2 separate regions of the Homo sapiens genome follow, and region 1 is linked to region 2. Evidence: chromatin loops called from intact Hi-C (ENCODE). Cell type or tissue: MCF 10A. All regions are shown on one strand.

Region 1 (2,500 bases), 73 kb before region 2:
GTGGAAATTTTTCTTTCACTCTCACTTTGGCTTTACCTCCAAGTGCTTTCTTCTCTTGGCTGCAATTGAGCACTATAATTTGTGGCTTTCCGGAGGGGGAGCCTTGGTGGTCAGGTGGAGGAGGCAGGCCACATTCCAAAAGTGGAGTGGTAGGTGTTCCAGACAGAGTGCTGATTCAAGAGTGAGTAGGGGTGTAGGGTGAAAGTTGGCTACTAATTCAAGCCTCACCTGAGGCAGTGTTGCTCAAACAGAAAAGTGCCCTCTCTAATTAGCTGCCCCCATATGCGCTTAGATTAATGACAGCCAACTAACTTAGAAACCCCTTCCAGAGTAAGCTAGCCAAACAATAGATGTTCCATGGACATGACAAAGAGCTAATTTTCTTGTGCTAAGGAATTTTTAGCTCTTGTATTTGTGGTGGACTGCCTCATCACCTAATGAAGGTGAAGTACATTCTCCATTTTAGGAGGCAGAGTTAAAACATTTTCCTCCTGTGGATGTCTGATTAGAAAAAAAAAAAATCTCCTACTTCACTGTACCTTTCCAGCAAGTCTTATCCTCTCAAAGCACTGTGTAAAGCTTTGAAATTAACTGGTTCAGTGAGTAGATTATATTTTGGTACTTTCCTATTTGTCCTTAAAAACATTTTCTGACTGTTGGATGTAAAAGAAGATATTAATGAAAGGTTGAAACTTCATTATCATTGATTCTTTTTAAACACCCCCCTCCATAACCTGCTGTTTTCTGCATTTGAAATAGGAAGATTGTGACAAATGATTTCATTCTGAAATTGCTGTTGAATAGAAAGTTTTGATATTATAACTCTCATTCAATTCAAAGGATATAGATTTCATTTACCTTTATATAAAAAATGGTGATAGTCATTTTTCCTCCATATTTGTACTCTGAAAGAAATATATTCTAGGCTTTCTCATCAGTTAGCCTGGCCTTAAATGAAATCATGGAAACAAATAATTCACATCTTAAGTATTTTTTCAGTTTTCTAGAAAACTTTATGATTAAAAGTTGCTAAGTTCATTTCACATTTTTCCCAAGGTGTGAAATACAATTCTGTAAAGACATTTCCATAAACAATAATTTATGGGGTCACACTGTGTGGTACTTTCAAAGTTATGTGGAAAGTGTTTCTTTTGATCTCCTCTGAAACATGTGACTGAAAGAATAATACCTTTTGTGGTCTCAAATATTTCAGTTTTCAGTCGTGAACTTTAAAATTCACATGAGCAAAAAGAAACACCGCCTGAAAACCAGGCAGTTTTTCTTCCCTAGATGCCCAGAAACATTTTGAGCCATTCCAAACCACTGGGATCATTTGCTCTGATTTCAGATAAGCAGAATAAAATAAACAAACTCTTGCCCATGTGGGAAGTGGTTCTGCTGTCTCTTGTTCTAACCCTGCAAAGCCTGAATGTCTCCCCAGCATCTTTGAATGGGTCTCATTGTTTATTTATTGTGCTTTTCACAAGTGCTTGTAACTGTACCCTTGTTTTACTAATAGCTTTCTTCTAAAGTGGGTTGACATTTCAGTTAATTTTCAGTGTCCTCAATGTTTTTCCTTAAATTGGGCCAGACTGACTGGCCTGTTTAGTTAGTCTCGTATAGATTGTAGCACATAAAAATAAGGAACATTTATTAGATATTTTTGAATTTGTTTTCTTCTTTAAGAAATGTCAGGTCAAGAGAAATTTTTCTTTCACATTCTTCAATTATTTGTGTTGATAAATAATTGAATAGAAGTTTTAAACCTGTGACTATCCTAGAAGTTTTAAGTTTTTACATTAAAACCTATTAGATATGTAAATGTATACATTTTTATTCATTTTTGAATGTAATTCTGTTTAAAATCTTAACATGACGAAATTTAGGAAATTGTTCGAAGTCTTGTCTAGATGAGCAATTTTGAACACTTTACATAACATTCAGATTTTTATTGCATTTATTTTAAAAACATACATAAAACCTTTTTCATCTGTAGAAATAAACTAGAAATGAAACTACAGGGAATATTGTCCTTGTACCAGGAAGTAAAATCTACCAACTGTAGGTCTCTATTGGCACGGAAATGGGCATCATTAGGCAAAACCCAGAAACAGGTTCCAGTACATAGTGAACCTTACTGAAATGAAGAAATGACATTTCCATTAAATAGGAAAAGCATGGATTATTCAGTAAATATTATGGCGTGGCTCTCACCAAAGATAGTACTATAAGGAAATTCCAAGTATAGTAATAGCACAAATAGAATCAAAAAACAATTTAAATAAAAAGTATTAGGAAAAAACATAAGAGACTATTACTGAAATATCCTGATGAAAGAGGTCTTTGTACACATGTTAAGAAACTTTGATTGATAATGCATAATAACAGATTTGGTTGCATAAGTAAAACATTCTCATTTATAAAAGACACCATAAACAAAGGCAAAATACTAGCAGAAAATATTTGCAACAAATATGGTGAAAAGAAGGTTAACTAATAT
Region 2 (2,500 bases):
GGCCACTCTAATGTCAAGCTGAAAATTCTTCTTACTAGTACACTCTTCCAATCATGTGTCTAGACAGCTATTCTTTGTATCTGTACATTTTCAAATTCTTTCTAATATGAAGTTTTCAGAAATTAATTTGTTTTATACTTTAGGTGTAGTGTCTTATAGTTTTCCTATGAGTTAGGTGGCTTTTCCTTTGAAAATGGTTACAGATTAAAAAACAAAGTAAAGCAAAATCTCATTTGTATAGTTCATATTTAGATAATTAATTTGGGTAGATAGCAGCCTAATATGTAGAAATGAAGAAGTTATTTTAATAAATACTAGTAAATCTGTATGGTGTTTTTCATTTATTACTGATAATTTCTTTTTCTGTTGTTAGAATACCAGAATATAGACCATTAAAAATGGAAAAACATCAGTTTTAAAAATTGACATTTTCAGAATAAAAGAACAAAAAATAATAATAGTATGTTTTTATTTAAGGTCATGAAACTAATTTAAAACTCAAGAGTGTTAGGAAGGAGGTTTTATATAGAAATGGAAATGCAAAGAGATATTCCTTTTTTCTACAAAGCTGATCTGTGGTATGACCATAAGCTAATTGAAAAGAAAGCATGTAAAATTAAACTCATAAGTGTTTGGTTTCCATGTGGTCAGTCATAAGGTATTGAGACCAAAACCTGACTCATGTATGAAGGAACTAAAGGTGGTCAGGTTCAAGGCCTTCCAACTAGAGATAAAGCATTTATTTCTATTGCATATACTCTTGCTGATTTTATTTTGTCTCTTAGCATTGTCACTTTGTGTGAAGTAGCTACAATTTTTTTTTGAAGAAAATAATTCCAACTTTGCCCAGTGGCCAAAAATTATACTTTAACTCCTGACAGACTATATAAAAAAATGTGTGCCTCTGGTCCCAGGAGGAACCAAATGGCTCAGTCAGCACAATTCATCATTACTACTGGCAAAAATAACTCAGCATGCCTGCGCTGCTTGGTGGTGAGTCAGTGGCATCATATTCATATACTGACAGCAATTTTTTTCTTTTTAGGAATTACCCTCTGTATCCTGAGCCAAAACACAGAGCAGTAAGATTAAATTAGGTATCAGTGTTTTAAAGAGCAAAGGCTGATGTTATTTTAAATTATTAATTCATTTTAAAAGGTCAAGTAGGGTTTAGGTGCTGAGGTGATGACAGAGGTCAATTTGATGATGGTCTTGATCTTGGGGAGCTTATATCTTATAGAAAATATGAGATGTACTTAGGTAATATTTTCAGCACAGAATGCTGAGTTACTGGTAATATTCAGTGGGAGTTCACAGGGAGGAATGAGAATGAATACTTATGATTGGGAGGGTTTGTTTTATTTATTCAGCAGTTTGAATACTACTGTGTTTTAATAGGAATTTTTAACAAGGAGATTTAATTGTAGCTCTGACTGATCCAATAGTCCAGCAGAAATTTACTGAACAATCAGAATAAGTGAGATATTTAAATGAATAAGAAATCACTAACATACATTTTGTTTCATAAGTTAGTCATGATCCCATGGAGGGACACAGACAAATATCAAGTATTTGCAGCAAGATATGTGTTATAATGCATTTGTAAAGGATACAATTTCTTTCTTATGGTATATATTTGCCTTAAGCATTTATATGTATTTTTTTCATCAAAGCCTTCTATAGTCACTTTCGTTCAAATTGGAAAATGCCCACCACATTCTCTCATTACAAAAGCTAGTCTTCATTTGTCAAATCAATAAGTCAAATGAGACTTAACTTGAGTAAGAAAAAGTATGACTTCCTTTTTCAGTTTAAATAAACTAACTATACCTCCTTCCCTAGCATCTCATTTCTGATTCCTAATTCTAAGATAAATGGACTCATTGATAAATAGTCTGACTTACAGATAAAATCATGGAGTCTGTTCTCTAGTTAGCGGCCTGATAAACTAAAAACTGCTGCCTTCCCCATTTCTTGCTTTGCTCTTACAGAATTCTCCCCCTAGAGGAAAGCTCTCAGTTGTCTCCAGTTGCTTGGTGCTCAGGAGTTTTTAAGCCCTGGCCAGTGCATCATTGTAAGATTTGTAACCTGGAGAAGATCATTTGTGAAAGAGCAAGTGGAGGTGGGAAAGAAGAGTGGTCAAAAAGAGCATTCTGAAGGAGGTAGTTGTAGGAAAGAGGAGAATTGAAAATCGTGGATCTGGAAATTGATTCCTGTGAAATCATCCATACCCATGTGTACCCTGGAATGACTTTGCATTTTGAAAGTGATTCATGAAAGACAGATTATGAGGTATGAGTAAAATTTTCCTAGATGAGGAGGGAAAAGGAGACAGTTAAATAGTTCAGAGAATACACAGAAAGTCTTGAAACGATTGTGATGTATTCAGGAAAAGTAGAAATCCTCATTGTGTCTTCAGGATAGAGGTATGATGTAGGAGTGGCAGAAGGTGAGACTAGAAAGCAGATTGGGTTCTGTTTGTGAAAATCTTTGCGTGCTA

Evidence for each region. A loop is a pair of places that touch in the nucleus more often than their neighbours do. Peaks named below come from ENCODE experiments on the same cell type or tissue, not always from the same donor. Only the 100,000 strongest peaks of a DNase experiment are listed, where the experiment ranks them.
Region 1: a loop joins it to region 2, with 2.0 times the contacts of the local background. A loop is called at or near these places in 2 of 110 quality-filtered maps.

The regions. Positions count from the first base shown.
Region 1 is chr4:101,304,000-101,306,499 of GRCh38, reverse strand. All of the region lies in intron 1 of PPP3CA (protein phosphatase 3 catalytic subunit alpha), which reads left to right. Among named protein-coding and RNA genes, the nearest start is that of MIR1255A, 25 kb to the left of the region's middle. RefSeq lists an enhancer at 1,154-1,737. In MCF 10A, no CTCF peak of the experiment used is centred here; no DNase peak of the experiment used is centred here.
Region 2 is chr4:101,230,749-101,233,248 of GRCh38, reverse strand. All of the region lies in intron 1 of PPP3CA (protein phosphatase 3 catalytic subunit alpha), which reads left to right. Among named protein-coding and RNA genes, the nearest start is that of MIR8066, 8.9 kb to the left of the region's middle. In MCF 10A, no CTCF peak of the experiment used is centred here; a DNase peak (open chromatin) is centred at 968.